Linked DNA regions of Homo sapiens: region 1 is linked to region 2. The links are chromatin loops, found by intact Hi-C in ENCODE. Cell type or tissue: sigmoid colon. All regions are shown on one strand. Each heading gives the region's core, and the rest is flanking DNA. Links, peaks and the distances in the headings are about the cores only. Region 1 overlaps SNHG14 (small nucleolar RNA host gene 14). Region 2 holds the start of IPW (imprinted in Prader-Willi syndrome).

What was found. A loop is a pair of places that touch in the nucleus more often than their neighbours do. Peaks named below come from ENCODE experiments on the same cell type or tissue, not always from the same donor. Only the 100,000 strongest peaks of a DNase experiment are listed, where the experiment ranks them.
Region 1: it touches region 2 in a loop (2.7-fold over the local background); 3 of 110 quality-filtered maps call a loop at or near these places.

Annotation. Positions count from the first base shown.
Region 1 is chr15:25,042,524-25,047,918 of GRCh38, forward strand. The region is part of intron 23 of SNHG14 (small nucleolar RNA host gene 14); the gene reads left to right. Among named protein-coding and RNA genes, the nearest start is that of SNORD109A, 3.2 kb to the left of the region's middle. In sigmoid colon, for the core only: no CTCF peak of the experiment used is centred there; no DNase peak of the experiment used is centred there.
Region 2 is chr15:25,112,421-25,117,815 of GRCh38, forward strand. It overlaps SNHG14 (small nucleolar RNA host gene 14), which reads left to right. Exons shown (of 148, transcript NR_146177.1): 59 at 2,879-3,236; 60 at 4,990-5,095. IPW (imprinted in Prader-Willi syndrome) reads left to right here and starts at 4,125. Exons shown (of 3, transcript NR_023915.1): 1 at 4,125-5,095. In sigmoid colon, for the core only: no CTCF peak of the experiment used is centred there; no DNase peak of the experiment used is centred there.

The DNA of each region.
Region 1 (5,395 bases), core at 173-5,172, 70 kb before region 2:
TTAAACCAACATCCTTTGGAATTCATATACGTCATGCGTTCCATGCCACATCCTGAGATCTTTTTGTTGATTTTTTTAGTGGCTTACTGGATAATATCTAAATACTGTATATTTTACTTTGGTGAGTCTCTCCACCTTCATTTCTGAATCATTGTCCTTTACATTTTTATTCTATTTGAATTTTGCATGAAATGACAAATGTAGAATTTTGCCCAATTTATTTTATTTATTCATTTATTTATTTGGGAAGACAAAGTCTCTCTCTGTCACCCAGGCTGGAGTACATTGGCCCAGTCAGAGCTCACTTCAGCTCTTCACCCTGTAGCCCTTAACTCCTGGGCTCAAGTGATCCTCCACCCTCAGCCTCCCAAGTATCTAGGAATACAGGTATGTGTTACCACACATAGCTAATTTTTAAATTTTTTATTTTGTGAAGATAGGATCTTACTGTGTTGCTAAGGCTGGTCTTGAACTACTGGGCTCAAGCAGTCCTCTTGTTTTGGCTTCCCAAAGTGCTAGGATTACAGGCAGGAGCCACCATGCCTGGCATCATTAGGGATATTGGTCTGTGATTCACTTTTGATGATGTCTTTGGTTTTGATAAAAATTAGGGTAATAGTAGACTCATGGAATAAGTTGGGAAATGTTTTCTGCTCTCCTGTTTTTTGGAAGAGTTGTGAAGGATTGATGTTATTTCTTTAATGATTTGGTAGAATTCATCAGAGAAATCATTTGTGTGGAATTTTATTTGTGGAAACTTGAGTAGCTAATTCAATCTCTTGTTAAAGGTGACTTCAATTTTCTGTTTTTCCTTCTTGTGACAGTTCCTGTAATTTATATATTTCTAGGAATGTGCCTATTTAATCTAGGTTATGTAATTTGTTGACATAACTTGTTTATATAAGGGTGTTAGTCTGATTTTCATCCCAGATTTTATGAAAATTGGGTCTTCTGTTTTCAGTAGTGTAGATATAGTTATGTCAATTTTTTAAGAGACAGAGTCTTACTGTGTTGTTTATGCTGGCCTTGAACTTCTGAGCCTAAGCAATCCTGCTACCTCTGCATCTTGAGTAGGTGGGAGTGTGGGAACACACCACCACACCTGGCCTGTCACTAAACAAACAAAAAATTTCAGTGAACCAGCTTTTGATATTTTTATTTTTCTTCTGTATTTTTTATTTTATTTATTGGCATTTTATTCTTATATCTTTTATTCTACTTGATTTAGCTTTGCTTTGTTTTTCTGTTTTCTTAAGGTAAAAGTTTAGATTATTGATTTGAGATTTTCCTTTTTTTAATATGGACATTTACAGCTATAAATTTCCCAAAGAACTCTTTTAGCTACATATATATTTTCTTTTGTTGTGTTTTGTTTCCTTTGATTTCAAACTATTTTATAAATTTTCTTATTTCTCCCAAGAACTCCCAATGATTCTTAGTAATGTGTTAATTTCCATATATTGTGAATTCCCCCCAATTTTTTTCCTTTATTTCTGATATGATTCTATTGTGGTTGGACACCATACTTTTCTGATTTCTTTACTTTCAGATTTGTTGATACCAGTGTGTGGTCTAATACCTACCCTGCACACTGTTCCATGTGCACTTGAAAATAATATATTTTCTACTGGTTAGATTGTTCCATAGATGGATGTTATGTAACTGTTTTATAGTGTTGTTTGTCTTCTATTTCCTTGATCTTCTGTCTCATTGTTATGTTCATCATTGAAAGTGAGGTATTGAAATTTTCAGTTATTATAATGTTTATTTTGCCTTCCATTCTGTCATTTTTAAAATTTAATTTGGGGGTTATGTTGTTGGATGCACGTATCTTTATTATTGTTATATCTTCCTGATGGATTGACAGTTTAATCATCATGAAATGTCCTTTGTCTCTACCAACAATTTTTTTTTTTTTGAGATGGAGTCTCGCTCTGTTGCCCAGGCTGGAGTGCAGTGGCACCATCTCTGCTCACCACAAGCTCCGCCTCCTGGGTTCACACCATTCTCCTGCCTCAGCCTCCCGAGTAGCTGGGATTACAGGCACCTGTCACCACGCCTGGCTAATTTTTTGTATTTTTAGTAGAGACGGGGTTTCACCATGTTAGCCAGGATGGTCTCGATCTCCTGACCTCGTGATCCACCCACCTCGGCCTCCCAAAGTGCTGGGATTACAGGCGTGAGCCACCGTGCCTGGCCCTCTACCAACAATTTTTATCTTGAAATTTATTTAGCCTGATAATTGTAGTTTTTGTCTGACTTATAGCCCATAAACTCTCTCTGGTTACTGTATGCAGTTTATCTTGTCATTATTTTACTATCTACCTATTTTTAATTAAAACAAAATATCTTTGAGACAGGATCTCACTCTCTCACCCATGCTGTAGCGCAATGGCATGATCATAGCTCACTGCAACCTGAAACTCTTGTAATTCAAGCAATTCTTCCACCTCAGCCTCCTGAGTATCTGAAACTACAGGCCAACACCACCACACCTGGCTAATTTTTTTGTATTTTTTTTCTTGTAGAGATGAAATCTTGGTATCTTGCCCAGGATGGTTATTTTCTACCTATTTTTTGTCCTTGAATCTAAAGTGTATCTTTTGTAGAGAGCATATAGTTGTATCATGTGTTTTTTTAAAAAGATACATCTCTGCCTTTTAAGTGGAGAGTTTACTTCATGAACATTTAATGTAATTACTGATAAGGTAAAATTCACATCTGCCATTTTCTATTTTCTTTTATGGCATATATCTGTTTTGTTTTTCTTATTGTTCTTTATGTTAAATAAGTAATAGTGTACTGCTTTAATTTTCTTTTTAATTTTTTGTGTTTACTTATTAGTGGTTGCCTTTGAGATTATAGTTAATTTGTTAATTTATAATATAGCTTAGATTTAATAGTTAATTTTAATAGTACACAGAAACTATTTTTCAATATAGCTCTGTTTTCTCACCCTTCCTTTTGTATATTATTGTCATTCAAACATTTATACCATCTTTTATATTTGCCTAATAATTATTTTACTGGTCCTGTGCATTTCTTCATATGGATCAAAGTTAATGTCTAGTGCTATTTCACTTAAGGCTGAAGTCTCCATTTAATTTTTCTGGTAGGATAGGTATTTTGACAAATTCAGCTTTTGTTGGTTTAGAATGTCATTTCTTTTTTATTTTTGAAGAGTACTTTTGCTGTTTCAAGATCTATGGGTAGACAGTCTTACTTCTTTTTCTTTAAAATAGTTTGAATATGTTATCTTACTGTTTTATGGCTTCAAGAGTTTCTGATGAGAAATCAGCTGTTAGTCTCATTGAGGATTCCTTGTACCTGATGGGTTTGTTTTTCTCTTCATATTTTGAAGACTGGCTTTTGAAATTTTTACTATGACGTCTCCATGTCTTTATGTGTATCTCACTTGAGTGAGTCAAGTTCATTTGACTCATTTTATATGTACATGTATGTTTTTCCCTTACATTAAGGAAATTTTAGGCGTTTGTTCTTCAAACTGTTTCTGCCCTTCTACTGTGACTTTTATGAACATGTTGATATGCTGTGTTCCTCAGTTCTCTGAAGCTGTTTTTCTTTTTTCTTTCTGCTTCACAGAATGGATCTCCTCAACTGTCCTGTATTCAAATTCGATTACCTTTTCCTGCTAGCTCAAATAGTGTGATTAAATTTTTCTAGTGAATTTTTATTATTTATTTCTCTGTATCTTTATTGTCTAGTAATTGATACATTTTTAAAAAATTTAAATTTTAGGTTTAGGAGTACATGTGCAAGTTTGTTATATAGGTAGATTGTGAGTCATGTTGGTTTGGTGTACAGATTATTTCATTACCCAGGTAATAAGCATAGTACCTGATAGGTAGTTTTTTGATCCTCACTCTCCTCCCACCTTCTACCTTCAAGTGCTCCCAGTTACAAGAGAGAATGTATGGCATTTAGTTTACTGTTCCTGCATCAATGTGCTTAGGATTATGGCCTCCAGCTCTATTCATGTTGCTGTAAAGAACATGATTTCATTCTTTTTTCATGGCTACATAGTATTCCAAGGTGAAAATGCTCCATATTTTCTATGTCCAGTCTACCAGTGTGATAGTTAATATTGAGTGTCAACTTGATTGGATTGAAGGATGCACAGTATTGTTCCTGGATGTGTCTCTGTGAAGGTGTTGCCAAAGGAGATTAAAATTTGAGTCAGTGAATTGGGAGAGACAGATTCACCCTCAATCTGGGTGGGCACAATCTAATCAGCTGCACAGTCTCATCAGCTGCTGGTAGAATAAAGCAAGCAGAAGAATATAGAAGGACTAGACTGTCTGAGTCTTCCAGCCTTCATCTTTCACCCATGCTAGATGCTTCCTGCCCTTGAACATTGGACTTCAAGCTCTTGTACTCTTGGACTTACACCAGTTGTTTGCAAGGGGCTCTCAGGCCTTCAGCCCACACTGTTGGCTTCCCGACTTTTGAGGTTTTGGGACTCAGACTAGCTTCCTTGCTCCTCAGCTTGCAGAGGAACTATTATGGGACTTCACCTTGTGATTGTGTGAGTCCATCCTCCTTAATAAACTCCCTTTTATATATACATCTATCCTATTAGTCCTGTCCTTCTGGGAAACCCTGACTAATACAACCAGTCCTGGGTACCTGGGTTGATTGTATGTCTTTGCTCTTGTGAATACCACAGTGATGAACATTGAAGTGCATGTGTCTTTTGGTAGAATGATTTATTTTCTTTTGGGTATATACCAGAAATGGGATTGTTGGGTGAAACTGTAGCTCTGTTTTAAGTTATTTGAGAAATTCTCAGACTGTTTTCCTCAGTGACCGGACTAATTTACATTCCCACCAACAGTGTTTAAACATTCCCCTTTTTCTTCAGGCTTGCCAGGATCTTTCTCTTTTTTGCTTTTAATAATAGCCATTCTGACGTTGTGAGATACTATCTTATTGTGGGGTTTTTTTTGTTGTCGTCGTTGTTTGTTTTTCGAGACAGAGTCGCCCAGGGTGGAGTGCAGTGGTGTGATCTCTGCTCACTGCAGCCTATGCCTCCCGGGTTCAAGCGATTCTCCTGCCTTAGAGTCCCAAGTAGCTGGGACTGCAGGCGTGTGCCACCATGCCTGGCTACTTTTTGTATTTTTAGTACAGATGGGGTTTCACCATGTTGGCCAGGCTGGTCTCGAACTCGTGACCTTGAGTGATCCACCACCATGGCCTCCCACTGCTGGGATTACAGGCATGAGCCACCGCATCGGGCCCTTATGGTGGTTTTGATTTGAATTTCTCTGATGATTAGTGATACTAAGAGCATTTTTTCATATGTTTGTTGACCATTCTATATCTTCTTTTGAAAAGTGCCTCTTAATGGGGTTGATTTTTGCTTGTTGATTTATTT
Region 2 (5,395 bases), core at 110-5,109:
CGTTCCTGTATCCTGGTCTCTATGACTTAGTGTGGTGATGGTGTCATTGTGTCCAAGTGTGACAGAATTGTTAGTGTGTAGTGTCTGTCTCCTATCTCAGGCTCACAGTCCCTTTTATAAACATGCCTGGATTGATGATGGCTTCAGTATCTTTTGGAAATCTGGACTGAGCAATAGAATTGCTTCTCTCAAATTGATTTCAAGTCATATAAAAGGCCATGTTACACATATATTGTTAATCTGAGGGAGGCTGTGATCATTTAAGTTGTATTTTATAAACACTAGGACCACCAGTAAGAAAACAATTCAAAAAATATTAAAAGAACAACCAAAGAATTAAAATAGAATAACCGAAAAGATCTGTTTAACACAAAAGAAGGCAGTTAAAGATGAACAGAGGAACCAATAAGACATATAGAAAACAGATAGGAAAATGACAGACATAAACCCAGCCATATGACAATTATATTAAATTTTTAAGAGATTAGGAAATTCCGTTGTTTTTTAAACATGAGCAACTATACGCTGTCTACAGAAGAGACACTTTAGAACAAAAGATACAAATAGTTGGAAAGTAAAAAGATGGAAAAAGCTATATCCAGCGAATCCAGAAGAGAGCAGAAGTGGCTATTCTGACATCAGAAAAAAGAGACTTTAAGATAAAGTATTGCTAGAGAGGAAGAAGGATAGTATTTAATGATAGAAGGGTTAATATGGAATATGTAACAATTACAATCATATCAGCACTAACAACAGTGCCCAAAACTACATACACTGAAATTTAACATGATTGAGGGGATCAATAGGCAATTCAACAATAAAAGCTTTTGTTCATACCCTCTTCTTAATCAGTGATAAGTCAATTAGATAGAGCATCATTGAGGTTACAACATACTTCAGCAATGTTGTCAACCAATTTGACCTGAGATAGATAGATAGACAGTTAGACAGACAGACAGACAGACAGAGAAAACTTCACCCAACAACAGAAATACAAATTATTTTCAAGCATACCTGGAACATTCTCCAGGATAGAGTATATGTTAGGCTATAAAACTGTACTCAATAAATTTAAGATTGAAACCATGTAGAGTATGTTGTGTGACCATAGAGGAATTAGAAATCAACACAGAAATAAATTTGGAGGTCACAAGATATTTGGAAATTAACACACTTTACAGAGCCCATTGGTCAAAAATATATATATTAAACTAGAAAGGCCGGGGGTGGTTGCTTACACCTGTAATTCCAGCACTTTGGGAGGCGTAGGTGGGCACATCACTTGAGGCCAGGAGTTCAAGACCAACCTGGGCAACATGGCAAAACCCCATCTCTACAAAAAAATACAAAAAATGAGTTGAGCATGGTGGTGCATGCCTGTAGTCCCAGCTACTCAGGAGGCTGAGGTAGGGGAATCACCTGAGCCCAGCAGGTAGAAGCTGCATTGAACCAAGATTGCACCACTGCATACCAGCCTGGGCGACAAAGTGAGACCCTGTCTAAAAAATAAAAGGAATCCAGAAAACATCTTGCATAGAATTTGATACAACTAAAGACATGCTTAGAGGGATATTTATAGTTTTAAATAACTGTATCAGAAAAAAAGGGAAGATAAATAAATGACATAAGCTTCCACCTTAAGAAACAAGAAAAAGACTAAACTAGAAGATGAAATCCAAAGCAAGCAGAAAGAAGTAAACAATAGGGATTGGAGCAAAAATTGATGACATAAAAAACCAGACAAAATACAGAGAAAAATCCATGAAACCAAAAGTTGGGTTTGTGCAGAGATTTGTGAAATTTACAATCCTTTAGCTAGACTGACACAGATCATTAGAATTAGGAATGATGGAGACAACATCACTACTGACCCTATAGATTGGATCAGGAATGTCGCTGTTTGCTGCATTGTGCTTTCTTGAGGGGAGAGCTATGAAGGAAAACAAAGTTCTCATTGCACTTACAACTCAACAACACAGCGTTGACATTTTGATTCTCACTGGCTTCAGTGCTCATCTCTGTGAGGTTTCCAGAAGATCCCGTAGCAATATCACTCATTCTAAATTTATCTTTGGGCTACTCTGGGAACGCTGTCTATGGGTTAGCCCTGCTCTGCAAGGAGCAGTAAGAAAATATATATATATTTTTTGAGGCTGAGTCTCGCTCTATCGCCCAGACGGGAGTGCAGTGGCACGATGTTGGCTCACTGCAACCTCCACCTCCAGGGTTCAAGCGATTCTCCTGCCTCAGCCTCCCAAGTAGCTGGGATTACAGGCACGTGCCACCACACACCGCTAATTTTTGTGTTTTTGTAGAGACAGGGTTTCACCATGTGGGCCAGGCTGGTCTCAAACTCCCAACCTCAGGTGATCTGCCCTCCTTGGCCTCCCAAAGTGCAGGGATTACAGGCATGATCCACTGTGCCTGGCAAGTATGTTTGTAGCCAGTGGGGAATTATTTTAACTAGGCAATAATTTGATCTATTTTGGGAAGCCTCTTGTAATCAAATCATATATCAACATTAATCACATGGTGAGTCCTCCATGGTTTTCATTCCTAGAGATTCTAGGATGTTTGACATTTCTCTGCTTAGCTTATAGCAGAAAGGTATTGGATATCAAGAATGTTTGAACAGTTTCTCCTTTTTGGGAATGAAGATGAAATTGGGCTAGAATGAGATGTGTGATTGAGAGAATGTCCCTGAGGCCTGAGCAGTGTGTCCTTTTGGGTATGGGCATTGGAAGCATGTAGTGAATTCTTATAATTTTATGTTGCCTCGGCATCCATCTTGAGTATAAGTTTAACTTTGTTATACCAGAAGCAAGGCTTACTCACTTTTGCACAGTTTCCAGTTCTACACCTCCTTCTCGTTCCTCAGTGTGATTGGTCCAGATAGCTGCCTTATCCAACTGCCTCCTTTGGACCACTTCATCATGGGACAGCTTGATGCAATCTACTTGACAAGACCCTGGAACCCCACACCCCTCATGGAACCAGTGTCCACCTCCCAGTCACAGTGTGACCCCAGGGAACTCTTGCCTGCTTGCTTTAAACCCACCACTTAAAAGTCTCCACAGAAAACCTGTTTGAATAGTACCCTTGACCCAATAAGGGCATTGGCCCCTGGGTGTCTCTCTCTCTCTCTCTCTCTCTCTCTCCCTCTCTCTCCCTCTCTCTCTCTCGCTCCCTGACCTCTGCGTGTGGACTCCAGGCATGCCATATACCCCTCAGGACCTGTAAGTAATACTATCTTTATTTTTATTTTATATCTCTCCTAATCATTGAAAAGGTGCTCTCTATCTTGAAGATACTATATTAAATAAAATGAGAACTTGTCCCTAACACAGTTAGTGATAGGCTGAAACACGCTGATTGCACTCTTTACCCATTTAGTGATTTTTCTCAAGTTACTCTACACCATGTATTATCAACATAATTGATATTACAGAATAGAATTATAAGACACTTCTTTTGCCACAGAAAGTTCTATTGGACTCAGATTATCTAGAGCTACTACATGTATGCTATTCTATGATAAAAGATGTAGATGTGATAAAAACATTTATAAAATATCTGTCTTAGAAAAGTTAGCTAAAATTATTTTGGGAAAAGTATGTTTGAAAATAGAATCGTAAGCTACCACATTGTGATAAATATTTCTAAATGTGTCTATTAACTTGTCAGGAGACAACAGAGTGAATTAAAACAGTAGCCTTGTATCAGTATGTTTTTATTCAGAAGACAAATGCACGTTTTAACTATTATATGTTCTTGGCTTAACTTTTTTTGTAAAGTTAAGACATTACACTTTTACATGAATCTGTAATTTCAAGATATCTTAATGGTTGACAGGGACAGGACAATTGAAGAAAACCTGTAAATACATTTGGTAAAATTTATGATGGATTGTTTTGCAGATGGCTTCAGAGGTTATTAGCACATCTGTTTGAGATATGCACAGTTTTACATTTGTCCCTTAGGTAATCAACAGGGCTGAGATCAGTAAATCACATGTAAGCCACTGTTATGAGGCTATTCTGAATAGAGTTACATCATTTTATCATATCTAGACTTTCTAGTTATATTGGTGCTGTTGAAAATGATTTTGTATTACATGCTTTCTTCCAAATCATAGATCAAGATATTTTATTTATGTATGTCTTTTAAATGAAGAGTGGTTAGGATAGTCCTGATTATTGCACATAAATATTGCCTTTCACTAGATTATTGTTTTGGGCCAAATTTTAGACTATTATTTTAAAAAAGAGTACCTTAGTTTAATCCAACCTTTCCAGATACTTAGAAATTATTGAAATGTATATTTTGTGAAGATGGTCTTATGAAAGTTGTTGAGCTAGAAACATGTCCTTCACCAGTGGAATTCTTAGAAGCTTTCCTTGGGCTTCACTGGGTGCTAATAGACCATGATCGTATTGCTCTGTATATAATGGTACAAATTTTGTTTTATAACACTCAGTCTTAATAGAATGGGAATATTTTATCTTACTAACGTAGTCATTAGCTGGCCACTCTCTGTGTCCATTGGACCTTATAGGGTAAAGGGAGGGCAGTGCGTATTTGAAGCCTGTGCACGTGACACACAAAGGGCTTAGCAACCTCCGTGTTTTCCCAGCACAGGATACCCATTCTTCCTGAATGTTTCATTGTTAAATTAGATTGTGTGTGTGTGTGTGTGTGTGTGTGTGTATTTTATATTAACATACAGATGTATGTATTTTAGTTGCATTTTTTTTCTTAAAATGTTATTTTTTCTCTTTTTCTTTTATGTCAGGTGATGATAGAGCCCCTAGGGAAGCAAAACTGTCCATGCCCTTGCCTTAACTTTCAGATACGATAAAAACAACATTTATAAAATACCTGTCTTAGAAATATTAGCTAAAATTATGTTGGGGAAAGTATGTTTGAAAATAGAATTGTAAGCTACCACATTGTGATAAATATTACTAAATTTGTTTATTGACTTGTCAGGAAGCAAAAGAATGAATTAAAGAAAACTCCAGAGAATGAGCTGACAACCTACTCCCTGGTCAGTGGCTCTCCATGCCTACCTGTGGTCTCTTGGACACCCTTGCAGGTATGTGGGCAGGGAACTGCATGTTTATAGGAAACAGGCCTAGGATGGAAGGAGTTAATAGATCTTGCTCTTCTTGAGTTTGATGACATTTGTTTCCAGTTAAATAGCATGAAAACCCATCTGAGAGCCAGCTGAGGGTGGATACAGTTCTGGGGAGTTAAAGACGAGTGGTCACAACAGGTCTTCCTCGGCAATCCGAGCCCAAAACTGAATCTGCCTCCATAAGACCATTATGTGTCAGCTCTTTATTTATATGATTGATTCATCCAGTGGACTTTTAATTTCTTATGTCCAGATATT